Linked DNA regions of Homo sapiens: region 1 is linked to region 2. Evidence: read pairs that join two places in POLR2A ChIA-PET (ENCODE). Cell type or tissue: CD4-positive, alpha-beta T cell. All regions are shown on one strand. Each heading gives the region's core, and the rest is flanking DNA. Links, peaks and the distances in the headings are about the cores only. Region 1 holds the start of PDP2 (pyruvate dehydrogenase phosphatase catalytic subunit 2). Region 2 holds the start of NAE1 (NEDD8 activating enzyme E1 subunit 1).

Region 1 (8,327 bases), core at 195-8,194, 50 kb after region 2:
GTGTGCCTGTAGTCCCAGATACTTGGGAGGCTGAGGCAGGAGAATTGCTTGAACCCAGGAGGCAGAGGTTGCAGTGAGCCAAGATTGTGCCACTGCACTCCAGCCTAGGCAGCAGAGCAAGACTCTGTCTCAAAAAAAGAATAAATAAATAAAAAATAAAATAAAAATAGTTTTGCTTTTCCCCCCCTCATTATACAAGTTATGCTAGATGGAGTAATGTATATTTACTGTAAAAAATTTGTAATGTTCACCTTTGTCTCTTTAGGATAAATTGAAATAAGTAGAATTAGTGGATCAAAGGTATGCCCATTGAGTAGCCTCCATGTATGCTCTGTATTAGTCAGTTTTCACACTGCTATGAAGAATACCTGAGACTGCATAATTTATAAAGGAAAGAGGTTTAATTGACTCACATTTCCGCATGGCTGGGGAGGCCTCAGGAAACTTACAATCATGGCAGAAGACAAAGGGGAAGCAAGACACGTTTTAAATGGCGGCAGGCAAGCAAGAGCACAGGGGAAACTGTCTGTTATAAACAATCAGATCTCCACGAGGTCAGGAGATCCAGACCATCCTGGCTAACACAGTGAAATCCTGTTTCTACTAAAAATACAAAAAATTAGCCGAGAATGGTAGCGGGCACCTGTAGTCCCAGCTACTTGGGAGGCTTGGGCAGGAGAATGGCGTGAACCCGGGAGGCGGGGCTTGCAGTGAGCTGAGATCGCGCCACTGCACTCCAGCCTGGGCAACAGAGCGAGACTCTGTTAAAAAAAAAAAACAAAATCAGATCTCGTGGGAACTCACTCACTATTATGAGAACAGCATGAGGGAACAGCCCTTATGATCCAATCACCTCCCACCAGATCCCTCCCTTGACAAGTGGGAATTACAATTTGAAATGAGATTTGGGTGGGGACAAAGAGCCAAACCATATCACACTCCCTGCTAAGATGGCAATGCTCTCTTGCCAATGTTATGTATTTAAACCCTGTTTTAATATTTACCAGGTTGACTGACAAAAATTAATGGTTCATTTAATTAGCATTTCTTTTTCTTTTATTTATTATTATTATTAATATTACTTTGAGACAGGGTCTGGCTCTTTTGCCCAAGGTGGAGTGTAGTGGCACAATCTTGGCTCACTGCAACCTCTGCCTCCCAGGCTCAAGCCATCCTCCCATCCTCCCACCTCAGTCTCCTGAGTAGCTGGGACTACAGATGCATACCACCACGCCTAGCTAATTTTTGTTTTGTTTGTTTGTTTGTTTGTTTGTTTGAGACAGAGTCTCACTCTGTCACCCAGGCTGGAGTGCAACCTCTGCCTACCAGGTTCAAGCACTTCTCCTGCCTCAGCCTCCTGTAGCTGGGATTACAGACACAAACTACTACACCTGGCTAATTTTTTGTATTTTTATTAGAGACAGGGTTTCACTATGTTGGCCAGGCTGGTCTCAAACTCCCGACCTCAAGTGATCTGCCCACCTTGGCCTCCCAAAGTGCTGGGATTACAGGCGTGAGCCACCGCCCCCAGCCTAATTTTTGTATTTTTTGTAGAGATGGGGGGGTTTCACCATGTTGCCCAGGCTGGTCTCGAACTCCTGAGCTCAAGTGATCTACCTACCTCGGCCTCCCAAATTGTTGGGATTACAGGCATGAGCCACTGTGCCTGGCCATTTCTTTGGTTTTGAGTGAGGCTGAATATTTTTACATCTTTTCTCTAAAAATGCCAATTGAACAGCTGGGCACAGTGGCTCACGCCTGTAATCCCAGCACTTTGGGAGGCCAAGGCAGGCAGATCACAAGGTCAGGAGTTTGAGACCAACCTGGCCAACATAGTGAAACCCCCTCTCTACTAAAAATACAGAAATTAGCCGGGTATGATGGCACATGCCTGTGGTCCCAGCTACTTGAGAGGCTGAGCCGGGAGAATCGCTTGAACCCGGGAGGCGGAGGTTGCAGTGAGCCGAGACCACACCATTGCCCTCCAGACTGGGTGACAGAGTGAGACTCCATATCAAAACAAAAACAAAAACAAAAACAAAAAAAACCTGCCAATCGAGCTATGCTTTCCCTTTCTCGAAGGAGAGAGAAGTAATCCTTTTCCATCGTATTTGCTTATAAGACCTTGGGACAAGGAAGCCTTGAGAGATCCGGTGAGGGACTTCGGCTGGCCATCCTATATAGGGTGACTGAACTGGTTATAGCCTTGAAATGAAAGTTCCAATGCACATAAAATCCTCCAGGGTGCATTTTTACTTTGGAAGTGGGTGTGTGTGGTAACTTAGAAAAACTCAGTGGTTTCAGGCTTGGTGGAATGATGTAATTTTTCTCAGGAAAGTGGCGGGGGCCGCCATCTGTGTGTCTCAGCAGTCAGCCCAGGGCCTGACACATTGTGGGCACCCATAACACCTGCAGATTGAATAATTAAACACTGCTGCCTCTGTCCGGAAGGGTAACCCGTTGTGACCCTATATGACCTGTCTGCTGGGGGGAGGGAAGAAGTGTGCTTTTGCATTCTCTTGCACTCATTTATTAGAAACCCTTAGACTTTTTTTTAGTTTGGGTCTGAAACAGTCCTCTTAATATGCAGGAAGAGAGATATTGCCAGTCCTGACTTTGAACTTCTGGAAAGGGCTAAGGGTGAGTGGAACTATAAATATACAAGGGCAAGTCTGACATGAGCAGTTTTATTGTGACCACGTCCTTGGGTCCAGGAGGCTGGCCAGGCTGCCCAGGTAAGCCAGGGTGTCTTCCTTCTGGAAAACCACACTCTCAGGGCTCCAAGTGGCTTTTTCTGGTTGTCTCCCATTTTTCTCTGTCTCCAGGGAAGGACTCCATCTGACTTACCATAGTTACAAGAGTTCTGTGAAAATAATTTATAAGGAAGCAGGTCATCACTGGAATGCCACAATGTTAGGACCAGAAGGGACGGAGGGATTATCTGGTGTCGGGGTTCGCTGTCTCTCTCAACCTACCAGCCGCCAGCCGTGCTGAGTTAATTGTCAGTAGCAGGCCAATATAATGGTCAGTTCAAAGCTTAATGGTTTGTGGGAAACCACTAAAGACTTTAGGGCAGGAGGCCGGGCGCGGTGGCTCACGCCTGTAATCCCAGCACTTTGGGAGGCGGAGGCGGGCGGATCACGAGGTCAGGAGATCGAGACCATCCCGGCTAAAACGGTGAAACCCCGTCTCTACTAAAAATACAAAAAATTAGCCGGGCGTAGTGGCGGGCGCCTGTAGTCCCAGCTACTTGGGAGGCTGAGGCAGGGGAATGGCGTGAACCCGGGAGGCGGAGCTTGCAGTGAGCCGAGATCCCGCCACTGCACTCCAGCCTGGGCGACAGAGCGAGACTCCGTCTCAAAAAAAAAAAAAAAAAAAAAAAAAAAAGACTTTAGGGCAGGAATTTGAGGGTTTTTTTGGTTTGTTTTTGTTTCTGTTTTTGTTTTTTTTGAGACAGACTCTCACTCTGTCTCCCAGGCTGGCGTGCAGTGGCATGATCTCACCTCAGTGCAACTTCCACCTCCCTGGTTCAAATGATTCTCATGCCTCAGCCTCCCAGGTAGCTGGGACTACAGGCGCGCACCACCACTCCCAGCTAATTTTTGTATTTTTAGTAGAGACGGTTTCGTGATGTTGGCCAGGCTGGTCTCAAACTCCTGACCTCAGGAGATCCCCCCGCCTCGGCCTCCCAAAGTGCTGGGATTACAGGCAGGAGCCACCGCACTCGGCCTTGGAATTTGAGTTTTAGAAGTGTCATTCTGCCAGGCGTGATGGCTCACGTCTGTAATCCCAGCACTTTGGGGAGGCTGAGGTGGGAGGATTGCTTGAGCCCGGCAGTTTGAGACCAGCCTGGGCAACATAGAAAGACCTTGTCTCTACCCACCAACCACGAGAAAAGGTGGGAGGGGCGTCATTCTGGCTGCTCTGCTCTGTGGTTAGGACCAAGTCAAAGGTGGAGGAGGGAAAACCGTAAAATCAAGTGAGAGGCTTGGAATAGGGTGGCTGCGTCGCCGGATGGATGAGTGGAGAGAGATTTAGGAGATAGGATTTACAGCATTAGATAACTGGAAAGAGAGGGTGAGGGAGAGGAAGGAGTCAAGATGCCTCCCAGGGTTTTGGCTTGGGTCTCTGGGCAGATGGTGGGGCCATTACTGGGTTAGGAGAGAAGAGAAAAAGCAAGTTTGGCAGAAAGCTGAGTTTGGGGTAAGTTATGTTTGAGGCGCCTGGGGGCCTCCAGAGGCAGGTGTCCAGGTGGCTGGACATCAGGGTGTGGCGCTCAAGAGAGGGTTCTGGAGTGGTCGACACCGAAGTGGAGAGGAAGCAGTGAGGTGTTCTAACAACGGTGAGGAATTGGGGAGGCCGCTGGGTTCGGGGTATGCAGAGTGTAGCGGCCACGTAGCTGGCGATCTCAGGCACGTGACTGCCTGGTCCTGTGGCCCCGCGCTCGAACACTTTCAGCACCCAGGCAGGGGGTAAGGGGCGGTGTTGCCCCCTCCCGGGTCCCGCCTTTCTGCCCGCCTCTCATCCTCTTTAGCCATTGGGCAATACCTCTGTCCATCAAGGGCCCGCCTCCGCAATTGAGCCAACCAGGGCTGGCGGGAGGGCGCTTCCTTCTGGAGCTGGGTCCTGACTAGGGACCGCCTGGGTGAGGTGAGGACCTGGTGGCCGCAGTTGTGGCACTGTGCGCAGGCGCTGAACTGACCGGACGGAGCGGGCGGCTGTGGCCTCGCCAGCTGGTGAGAAGCGGGCGAGGGTCCGAGGTAGGGAAGGTAACGAGCGGGGGATGTGGACACCTCTTTCCCCGCCAGGCCTCGCCGGCGCCTGACCCTCCCGGCCTGCGGCACCGGCTCAGGTGACTGGGCGGAGGGAGAGCTGAGGTGAGGGGGCGGGTCCGCGGCGGAGAGGGACCAGCTGGGCCTACGACCACGGTCACCCCACTCACGTGCGCGCGCCACGTGGGCCCGCGGGCTCGCCGAGGACCCTTGGCTGCCTACCGGGGCACCCCACTAGCTGCTCTGGCCTATCGAGCACCCCTTGGAGCTCTGTGTCCCGACTGCACGCCCCTGTTTTACAGGCTGGCAAGCCGGGGCTCAGAGGCACCAAGCGGGTCGCCCGGGGGCACCCAGCTGGGGTACGGCCGTGCCGGGGTTCTAGGGAGATCGGTTTTGGTGGGCTCCGGAGTCCATGCACTTAGCGATGAGGCTGAAGTCAGAGATTTGAACTTGGGACCTGTCTGTTTTCTTTAAGGATGCAAGAGGGTTTGCGTCCTGGCTGCGGTGTATCACCCTGCACCGCTGCCTGCCTTGACTGCAGGGCCGGAGCGTCAGGCGCCCTCTGCTCCCGGACAGACCGCCCCCGCACCGACTTCTGCGGGGTGGGCTGGCAGGGGGTGGGGGAGTGAAGGGACGGTCCTCAGTCCTGGGAACTCTTGAGGTCCCGACAAATGATCTCGAGATCCCGAGGGCAGGATTCATACATGAAAAGCTCATTATAATGGGTCAAGGTTTTGTTCTGTTTTTTTTTTTTTAATTTAATTTAATTTAATTTAATTTAATTTAATTTATTATATTCCAAGGAAAAGTACCACCAGGGCTAGTGAAGGGACTAGGAAACTCGTCACCCCCTTGAGGAGGCAGATGTGAAGCTTTTGGAAATCAGTTTGGCAATGAGTCTACACCCTTGGACCTACTGACTCCTTGTTTGGGAAATAACTAGGATAAAACCTAAGTAGAGAAAAGGTTACTGCATAAAGCAGTACAGTTTGGTGGGGTTTTGTTGTTGTTGTTGTTTTTAAAGAGACAGATCTGGCTCTGTCGCCCAGGCTGGAGTGCAGTGGTGTGATCATAGCTCACTGCAGTCTTGAAATCTTGGGCTCAAGCGATCCTCCCACCTCAGCCTCTTGAGTAGCTGGGACTACAGGCACTTACCACCATGCCCAGCTAATCTAAAAATTTTTGTAGAGATGGGGCACTTGCTGTATCACCCAGGGTGGTCTTAAACTCCCTAGCCTCAAGTGATCCTCTTGCCTTGGCCTCCCAAAATGCTGAGATTATAGGCATGAGCCACTGTGCCCAGTCCAGTTTGGTATTTTATATTAATAAATAGCAAGTAGTAGAAACAACCTCTAAATTTCCAGCCGTAAAGAATAGTTAAGTAAGTTGTGATTATTTATGTCAAAATGTAGCCATCAGATGTGAAAAAATACTCTTATCAGGAAAGCCAGATTCAAAGTTGGGGTTACAACTCTACAAAAATACGTACAGAATGACTGTGCGCAGTAGCTCCCACCTGTAATCTCAGCACTTTGGGAGGCCAAGGGCGGAAGATCGCTTGAGCCTAGGAGTTTGAGACCAGCCTGGAAAACACGGGGAGACCCTGTCTATTAGCTGGGCCTGGCGGCACATGCCTGTAGTCCCAGCTATGTAGGAGGCTGAGGCAGGAGGATCCCTTGAGGCCAGAAGGGCAAGGCTGCAGTGAGCCACGATCTTACCATTGCACTCTAGCCTGGGGACAGAGCCAGGCTCCATCTCAAAAACAAAACAAAACAAAAAAAAACCAAACAAAAAATACCCAGAATGACTTAGAGGGGTATATACCTAATGATGAAAATAATAGCTACTTTTTTTTTTTTAGCAGAAGCGTCATATTTTATTAAATTCTCACAAAACCTTCTAAGACTAATATTCCCATTCCACCAATAGATAACTGGAGTGTTACCTCATCAGCAGTGTGTCTGATGCTACACAAGATAGTATCACAGCTAGTGTGCTATTGGGCCTCTGAAAATGTCATATTTAGCCAGTATTTGAGGACTTAGTGTGTGCCGGGTACAGGGCCAGGCACTGGAAAGCTGTTGGTGAGTAAGGCAGCCATAGTTGCTTGAGTCATGGAGTTTATAGACTAGTGGGGAAATATACATGTATATAAAATTTAGTTTTTGAGACAGGGTCTTGCTCTGTTGCCCAGGCTGGAGTGCAGTGGCAGGAGCACAGCTCATTGCAGTCTTGACCTCCAGGGCTTAAGCAATCCTCTCACCTCAGCCTTACAAGTGAATGGGGCTATAGGTGTGCGCCACCATGCCCAACTAATTTGTAAAAAAATTTTTTGTAGAAACCAGGTCTCCTTATGTTGCCCAGGCTGGTCTTGGAACTCCTAGGCTCAAGTGATCCTCCCGCCTCAGCCTTTGGAGTGGTTACAGGTATGAGCCACTATGCCCGAAGCAGATTATTTATTTATTTATTTATTTTTGAGACGGAGTTTCGCTCTCGCCCAGGCTGGAGTGCAGTGGTGCAATCTTGGCTCACTGCAAACTCTGCCTCCTGGGTTCACGCCATTCTCCTGCCTCAGCCTCCTGAGTAGCTGGGACTACAGGCGCCCATCACTGCACCCAGCTAAATTTTTGTATTTTTAGTAGAGACGGGGTTTCACTGTGTTAGCCAGGATGGTCTCGATCTCCTGAACTCGTGATCAGCCCACCTCGGCCTCCCAAAGTGCTGGGATTACAGGCGTGAGCCACCGCGTCAGGCCTGTTTTTGTTTTCTTTGAGACAGGGTCTCACTCCCTCTCTAGTGAGGCCCAGGCTAGACTGCAGTGGCACAATCACTGCTTTCTGCAGCCTCAACTTACCAGGCTCAGATGATTCTCCTACCTCAGCCTCCCAAGTAGCTGTGACTATAGATACACACCACCATGCCTGGCAATTTTTTTATTTTTTTTATTTTTTTGGAGAGACAGGGTTTCACCATGTTGCCCAGGCTAGTCTCGAACTCCTGGGCTCAAGCTATCCACCCACCTTGGCCTCCCAAAGTGCTAGGATTACAGGCATGAGCCACCAGGCCTGGCCCCCGAAGCAGATATTTAAATGAACACTTATAGTCTGCTGGTGAGAGTGAGTTTAGTGTATTTTAAATAGTTTATTCTAAGTCATTTTTGTTCAGGATATTAGCAAATGTTTTCAGAAGTCAGTATTTTTAAGAAATTAAATTTGTGGCTGGGTGCTTTGGCTCACGCCTGTAATCCCAGCACTTTGGGAGGCCGAGGCAGGTGGATCACAAGGTCAGGAGATCGAGACCATCCTGGCTAACATGGTGAAACCCTGTCTCTACTAAACATACAAAAAATTGGCCAGGTGTGGTGGCGGGCGCCTGTAGTCCCAGCTACTCCAGAGTCTGAGGTAGGAGAATGGCATGAACCTGGGAGGCGGAGCTTGCAGTGAGCAGAGATCACACCACTGCACTCCAGCCTGGGCGGCAGAGCGAGACTACGTCTCAAAAAAAAAAAAAAAAAAAAGAAATTAAATTTGAAACTTCAACTTTTTAATTTTTAGG
Region 2 (8,327 bases), core at 156-8,155:
ATGTTCTGAAAGTCTAAATATAATCTTTAAAGAATAATATACAGGCCATCTTTAAAACAGCATTTTTGTTGACACTGTAAAGAGAGATACCCCTAGACTAAGCCTAAAAGACATCACAAACAACAGGCATTATTGTTAATTATATGCTAACACCTACGGATCAATACAAGAGCTTAGGAAGTGCCCATATTCCATGAATAAAGGAATAACGACTACTCCTTTGTATTAATAACAATAAAGACAGTAATGATGGGTAACATTTATTAATGCCCTATTTGCCAGATGCTGTACTAGCACTTTACCTATATTATCTCACTTCCTCACCATAATCCCAAACATAAGGATGATTTCCACTGAGAGTCGAGTCACCCTGACTGAGGAGGTGAAGCTAAGACTCAGGCCTTGCCTTCCTTAACGTGAATATATTTGAAGAGAATAGAACATACTTGTTTCCAGCATCTTCTCCGCTGACCTGATTTCCATCAATAATTGTAAACGAACCAATACCTGAGAGCCAAAACAGAGTCAGTCAGGAATACATAGTTCTAGGTCATAAACTTAAAGAAGTATATTTAGAACACAACCACAAACCTACGTTACCTGGTAGTACCAAGTTTTTAAGAATTTCAGTTCCTGTGGCTGTTGCATTTATTAGGCAAACATGAGCAGATTCTAAAGCCTCTTGCCCATGATCACCCCACAACCTACAAAACAGACACAAATTTGATGTTTTTAAAACTTTCATGAAAATACAGCTTTCTTATTTGAATGGTGATCTTTAAACTTTCCTTGCATAGACTGATATGATAACCACAGAATACAGGTAAGACGGGAACAGATATTAGTATAGTGATTATACAGTAATCTAGAACTCAGGTTGATGCCTTGAATGGTTAGGGGAAAAGAGGGAGAGGGTCAAATTAGAAACAGAAACTTGGTCTTCCAGCCCCTTATCAGCCTGGGCACAAGAGCGACACTCTGTCTCAAAACAAACAAACAAACATTTAAAAAGCGTCTTTGGATTTAAACCCTCATCTGTTTTCTATTTCATTTATTCTTTGTTTTGTTTTGAGACAGAGTCTTGCTCTGTCACCCAGGCTGGAGTGTAGTGGCATGATCTCAGCTCACTTGGCCTCCCAAAATGCTGGGATTACAGGTGTGAGCCACCGTGCCCAGCCCTATTTCATTTATTCTTAAATTATGTTAGATGTGCCAGGTGCAGTGGCTCACACCTGTAATCCCAACACTTTGGGAGGCCAAGGCAGGCGGATCACGAGGTCAGGAGATCGAGACCATCGTGACTAACATGGTGAAACCCTGTCTCTACTAAAAAATACAAAAAATTAGCTGGGCGTGGTGGCAGGCGCCTGTAGTCCCACCTACTCGGAGGCTGAGGCAGAAGAATGGCGTGAACCCAGGAGGCGGAGCTTGAAGTGAGCCGAGATTGCGCCACTGCACTCCAGCCTGGGCGACAGAGCGAGACTCCGTCTCAAAAAAAAAAAAAATTATATTAGATGCATTTAAGTTAAGTTAGATGCATTTAAGATCTCGACATAGGGCTTATTACTGTGACTTCTGCAAAAGCTTTACCAAGAAAACTGAATTATCATCTGAAAAGCCTCACATCAACTTCTACAGGAGTGCTTTAAAGTATATTACCCAATGAACATTCTAATAGAGTGATTAATGTGCCTTCCCTGTTACCTGATTTAAAGCAGATTACCCCTTATTATGTAGTCAGTATGTCCTCCAGAGCATGTCAAGCAACTGCCTTGTTTTTTGTTTTTGTTTTTGATACAGGGTCTTACTATGTTATCCAGACTGGTCTTGAACTCCTGGGTTCAAGCATTTCTCTCGCCTCAGCCTCTAGAGTTGCTGGGACTACAGGCACAAGCCACTGTACCTGGCTTCATTTGTTTTTGTTTGCTGAGCATCCATCTTTCCACTCCACTGTATGCTCCATAAGGGCCCAGACAGCTGTCAAATGTATGGAGGAATCGCCTAGAAGAACCAGATGGACCGTAAACGCCTGTTTTCTCCATCAAAGTATGGCACGTAGAAGACACCTGACATATATGGTTGATGGATGCTTAGATAGTTGGAGAGTAAATTTAAGAATACTGGTGCATCTTGGCTGGGCGCAGTGGCTCACGCCTGTAATCCCAGCACTTTGGGAGGCGGAGGCAGGCAGATCACCTGAGGTCAGGAGTTTGAGACCAGGCTGGCCAACATAGTGAAACCCCGTCTCTACTAAAAATACAAAAATTAACCAGGCACAGTGGCACGCACCTATAATCCCAGCTACTAGGGAGGCTGAGGCATGAGAATCGCATGAACGCAGGAGGCGGAGATTGCAGTGAGCCAAGACCGCGCCACTGCACTCCAGCCTGCGCAACACAGTGAGACTCCGTCTCAAAAAAAAAAAAAAAAAAATACTGGTGCATCTCAAGCAGGGTGAGATAGTGTGTGTGCCTGTAGTCCCAGCTGCTTGGGAGACTGAGGCAGGAGGATCACTCCAGCCCAGGAGATCAAGGCTGTGGTGTGCCAATAATCATACCTGCGAACAGCCACTGCACTCCAGCCTGGGTAACATACTGAGACCCACCTCAAAAATAAAACAAAAAGAATACTGAGGCCAGGCACTGTGGCTCATGCCTGTAATCCTAGCACTTTGGGAGGCTGAGGCAGGAGGATCACTTGAGTGCAGAGGTACGAGACCAGCCTGGGCAAACCCCCATCTCTAAAACAGTTAGCTAAGCATGGTGGCACATGCCTGTAGTCCCAGCTACTCAAGAGGCTGAGGCAGGAGGATCGTTAGAGCCCAGGAAGTTGAGGCTGCAGTGAGCAGTGTTCTTGCCACTGCACTCTAGCCACTGCACTCTAGCCTGGGTCACAAAGTGAGACCTTGTCCCTGAAAAAAAAAAAAAAAAGAATCCTGGTGTGTCTCTAAGTAACATGTTTCAAGAATAGGCCAAATGAATCAGTCCTCTCTACTATCTTGCTGGCCCAACTAACGTGAAGTAAGGAGGGGCTTATTGACTGCTGCATTTTGCTTCTAACTGCTTCCCTTTGACACTTCAAAACCAGTTCTCACTATGAAAGTAAAGTTTGGGACTTAAATGGAATGCCCTCAGCAAAAACCCTCTTTTGTTAGAGTTGCTTAGTAACCTCAACTATCTTCTCAGCTCTGTCATGTACAGTTATACCTGCATTAGAAACACAAGAACTCCAAGAATTTACAAGAAAACCTAAGTTGGTTATAAGGACTGTTACCCTGTTTCTTCTCCGAAAAGCTTGGAAGCAGGATGTAACTGAGTACCTCCGAAAAAGCCAGAAGAGCCTTAGTTTACATCCTGGCTCAAAGATATGGGGAACTCTGGGCAAATTACCTAACTTCTCCAAGACTCTGTTTCTCCAACTGTAAAGCACAGGAAATGGTTGCTTTCAAGGGTACTCTCAGAACTAAGTGCCTAAAGCCTCTACTACAGCACTAGGCTGGTGGCGCAAACAGAAGCTCCAGTCCTTGGGGACATATAACTTCTGTTGTCTCAGAGGCTCCAGGAAGGAGGAAAGCTGAGCAGCTTTGTTATCTCCACAGCCTCAAGACACAGAAGACGCTCAATAAATAAGGAATGGGTAGTGCAAGGAGAAAAGGCAAGGGTGGGGAAGTACCCAAGGACCCTCCTGATGGCTTAGGCCTGCACTGTCCATTAAGGTAGCTGCTAGCCACATGTACTACTGAGCACAAGCAATGAGGCTAGTGTTAACTGAGATGTGCTGGTAAGTGTAAAATACAATATTTATACGATAGTTTTGGGGGGGCTTTTTTGACGGAGTCTCGCTCTGTCACCCAGGCTGGAGTGCAGTGGCACGATCTCGGCTCCCTGAAACCTACACCTCCTGGATTCAACCGATTCTCCAGCCTCAGCCTCCAGAGTAACTGGGATTACAGGCGCGCACCACCACGCCCAGCTAATTTCTGAATTTTTAAATAGAAACAGGGTTTCACCATGTTGCCCAGGCTGGTCTCGAACTCCTGACCTCAGGTGATCCGCCCGCTTCGGCCTCCCAAAGTGCTGGGATTACAGGCGTGAGCCACCGTGCCGGTCCTCCAAGACAGTTTTAAAAAGGAAAATACTCATGACCAGCTTGGGGAAAGGTGGCAAAAACCTCGTTTCTACAAAAACAAAAATAAAAATAAAAATAAAAATTTAAGTAAAATATCTCAAGAACTTTTTATATTGTGTTGAAATAGTAATGTTTTGGACATATTGGGTTAAATTGTATTTAAAAATCAATTTCATCTGTTTCATTTTACCTTTAGTGTGGTTACTAGAAAATTTATAATTACATTTGCGGCTCACATGAGACTAGCATTTTATTTCCATTGGACAGCGCTGGCTGAGAACAAAACCTAACCCTCTGTGCCGCCCTCGCGGCCGGGATGCGGTGCGCCCCGGGCCTCCCCATTCGGAAAACGAGGAGCCTGGGCGCAACGGGGCCGGCAGCCGCCTTAGCTACCCGGCTGGCGCTGGGGACCCCGTCCCCCGAACTGCACACCGCGTGGCGGGGGAAGGGGTCCCAGCCCTCGCGGAGCACCTTTGGCCCAGGGCGGGAGCTCCGAGCGCCGGCTTCCCGCGCCCCGCACGGCCCGGCCCAGCCTGGAAGAAGGCCTGAGGAAGGCCCGACCGCGCCGCCCGCGCCCTTAGGCCCGGCCCGAATGCTGGAAAGCCCGCCGGCCCGCCCTCGGCTCGGTGAGCCTCGGCTCACCTCAGCTGCCGGTCGTACTTCTGCTCCTTGAGCAGCTTTCCCAGCTGCGCCATGGCCGCGCCTGCCGCGCGGAAAACAGCCGAGCCCCTGCGGAGCGCCGCCACCAGCTCCACAAGCGCGCAGGCGCACTGAGCGCCCCTTCGCCGCTACCGTCTCCTGCGCGCTGCCTGCAGGGGGCGCCGCACTGCACTGCGCACGCGTCGCCGGTACGCCGGGGCCTAAGCGGCCCTGGTACCCGAGCGGGTCTGGGGCTCTTGGTCCCCATCGGCCAGAAAGGCAGACCCGCTAGCCTGCCAATTTGCCCTCTGTCCATGCAGTAATTGGGGGCGACTGGGGCATTGGAATCAGGCATACTTGTATTTCGACCACTTAACTGGCTGTGAGATCTACTCTTTACCTCTCAAATCCTCAGTGTGCTCACCTGTGCAGTGGGGATAAATGGGTCCCAAGTGTCTTTTGACCTTAAATGAGATTTTGAATACAGGAGGCCAGACTCCCCCCAAATCTTGCATGAATAATAACTTTCATTTTGATGATCATTATTTTTCACCCATTTCTTCCTCTCATGAAAAGCCCACAAGCCTATTTTGAATCACAAAGCTAGGGGCTCCCTGCTGCAGATGCAGACAAGTCCAGGGCTCTGTTCTTGGAGAGTTTAGTCTCATGAAGGAAGAGGGACAGCAAACAAGCACTTACCAGACAATGTGGCCTTCCTCTAGATAGAGGGAAGCAGGGTGCTCAGGGGTGCACAGAAGAACCTCCCCAGTCCCCCTCTCCAAGAATGTTTCATGTGGTTTGGAGATGGAGGAGTGTTTTGTTTTGTTTTGTTTTGTTTTGTTTGAGACAGGGTCTCTCTCTATTGCTCAGACTGGAGTTCGGTGGTGTGATCTCAATTCACTGCAGCTTCAACCTCCCAGGCAGCAATCCTCTCACCTCAGCCTCCCAAGTAGCTGGGACTACAGGCATGCACCACCACACCTGGCTAATTTTTGTACATTTTTTGTAGAGATGGGGTTTCGTCATGGCCCAGGCTGGTCTCAAACTCCTGGGCTCAAGCGATCTGCCCGCCTTGGCCTCCCAATGTGCTGAGATTATAGGCATGATCCACTGTGCCCAGCTGGAAGGGTGTTTTAAGCATAAGGAACAGCAGGTGCCATCTCTAGGAAGCAAAGAAGGCATAGCAAGCTGTAGGTGCTAGAGTAAGTTTGGTCAGGTGAAGGATAGGGAGTGGTTGAGAAGGTTTGAGAGACAGTTGGGACAGGCTGGGTTCTGAAGACTGTGAACATAGATCCAAGGAGGAATTTAAAGTCCTCCACTTCCTGAAAAGACCCTCCTTTCAGGAAGAGAACGGCTGTCCTGTGGGGATGGGAGGCCAAGGAAGGAGGTTACCCCATGAGAACAATTGGGAGGGGGGTGGTGGTGCTGAAGACAAGGTGACCATCTGTGAGGGAGACGAAGACTCCTTCCCTGCTATCTCGCAGACCCTACAGGCACCTTCAGGTTAATAACTGCCTGAAATAAGGTGAAAATGAACACAGATCCCCACCCCCAATCCCCTAGGATGGGGACCAGAGAGATGGCACAGTTTGATGGTAATGATGCAGTGATGATGAATTGCACTTTGCCCTGGGCATGGTCTCCTGGACTAGGGTGAGAGTACACCTTCCCATACCTTCCCTTGCCCTTACCCAGCTCCCATGGAACACACTGATGGGAAACAGAGGTGTGAGGCTTTCCCAGCTCATCATGTGTTTGTGCTGTCACATTTCCTTCTCCAAGTGGACAGGTAAAATATAAGGGATAATAAAATACACTCCGGGAAAGTAGGAAGGTCAAAAGGCAGCAGATGAGAGTTCACTGCTTAGTTTCTCATACCTATGGACTTCATGAAAGGAAACACCCACAAATTTGGTAGAAGGCTAGTCATATTGCCCGTGAAGAAGTAAATGATTTTGAAAAGGTTTGTGTTGGTGTTGTCTGTAAAATGATACCTCAGGGTATCAGTTTCCTAGGAATGTCGTAACAAAGAACCACAAACTGGGTGACTTAAAACAAGAGAAATTTATTGTCTCACAGTTCTGGAGGCTGGAAGTCTACAATCAAAGCACGGGTGGGACTATGCTCCTTCTGAAACCTGTAGGGGAGAATCCGTCCGCTTCTTCTTGGCTTCTGGGGGTTTGCTGGCAATCTTTGGCTAGCAGCCACAGCACTTCAGTCTCTGCCTCCATCATCACATGGCATTCTCCCCTCATGTCTCTGTGTTTCCTCTCTTAAGGACACAAGTCACATTGGATCAGGGCTCACACTGATGACTTCATCTTAACTGGTTTACACTTGCAGAGACCCTGTTTCCAAATAAGATCACCTTCACGGGTACTGGCAGGTTAGGACTTCAGTAACTTCTGAGGAGGACATAATTCAGCCCAGAAGCTTTGTATTAATATTATCATTATTTTTTTAGAGGTGGGGTCACACTATATTGCCCAGACTTGTCTCAAACTCCTGGGTTGAAGCAGTCCTCCTGCCTCAGCCCCTCAAAGTACTGGGACTACAGGCATGAGCCACTGCACCTGGCCCTGCCCATTTTTAATAGGGTTATTTGTTTTATTGTTATTGAGCGGTCTGAGTTTGTACATTTTGGATATTAGTCCCTGATCTAATGTATATTTTGTAAATATTTTTTTCTCAATCTGTGGGTTGTCTCTTTATTCTGTCATTTCCTTTGCTGTGCAGAAGCTTTTTAATTTGGTATAAACCCATTTGTCTATTTTTGCTTTTGTTGCCTATGCTTTTGGAGTCTGGTTACTATTTTTTGGCAGCAGTGGGGGACAGGATCTCATTCTTTCACCTGAGCTGGAGTGCAGTGGTATAATCATGGCTCACTGTAGCCACAACCTCCTAGGTTCAAGCAATCCTCCCACTTCAGCCTCCTGAGCAGCTGAGACTACAGGCACCCACCACCACACCTGGCTAATTTTTAGATTATTTTCTGTAGAGATGAAAGTGAAAATAATAATAATAATTCAACCCGTAAAACCATGTAAAGGTGCCTATGCTGGAGCAGAGGAGGCTGATCAGACACAGTTCTTTTGACGGCCCTGACATGAAAGAATTCAGGGCCCACTGGTGAGTTCTCCCTGTTGTGGAGGGTGGAAACCAGATATATCAGACCAGGAAGCCATGGTGTAATTCATTTAAGCTATTGGTTTTCAAAGTGTGGTCCTGGACCAGCGGCATCAACATCACTTTGGAAACTTGTTAGAAAGGCAAATTCGGCCAGGCGCGGTGGCTTACGCCTGTAATCCCAGCACTTTGGGAGGCAGAGGCGGGTGGATCATGAGGTCAGGAGATCGAGACCACGGTGAAACCCCGTCTCTACTAAAAATACAAAAAATTAGCTGGGCGCAGTGGTGGTCGCCTCTAGTCCCAGCTACTCGGGAGGCTGAGGCAGGAGAATGGCGTGAACCAGGAAGGTGGAGCTTGCAGTGAGCCGAGATCCCGCCACTGCACTCCAGCCTGGGCGACAGAGTGAGACTCCGTCTCAAAAAAAAAAAAAA

Evidence for each region. Peaks named below come from ENCODE experiments on the same cell type or tissue, not always from the same donor. Only the 100,000 strongest peaks of a DNase experiment are listed, where the experiment ranks them.
Region 1: POLR2A ChIA-PET joins it to region 2 with 27 read pairs; 25 of 35 experiments call an interaction of 5 or more read pairs at or near these places.

The regions. Positions count from the first base shown.
Region 1 is chr16:66,875,905-66,884,231 of GRCh38, forward strand. It overlaps PDP2 (pyruvate dehydrogenase phosphatase catalytic subunit 2), which reads left to right and starts at 4,611. Exons shown (of 2, transcript NM_020786.4): 1 at 4,611-4,736; 2 at 8,327. RefSeq lists enhancers at 2,125-2,174, 4,325-4,404, 4,653-5,425 and a silencer at 4,885-5,064. In CD4-positive, alpha-beta T cell, for the core only: no CTCF peak of the experiment used is centred there; DNase peaks (open chromatin) are centred at 2,397 and 4,567; H3K4me3 peaks cover 1,670 bases.
Region 2 is chr16:66,826,077-66,834,403 of GRCh38, forward strand. It overlaps NAE1 (NEDD8 activating enzyme E1 subunit 1), which reads right to left and starts at 4,900. Exons shown (of 20, transcript NM_003905.4): 1 at 4,771-4,900; 2 at 601-704; 3 at 447-507. The coding sequence starts at 4,823. RefSeq lists silencers at 4,375-4,584, 4,595-4,654, 4,636-4,860 and an enhancer at 4,624-5,124. In CD4-positive, alpha-beta T cell, for the core only: a CTCF peak has its summit at 4,951 (motif pointing right); a DNase peak (open chromatin) is centred at 4,905; H3K4me3 peaks cover 2,087 bases.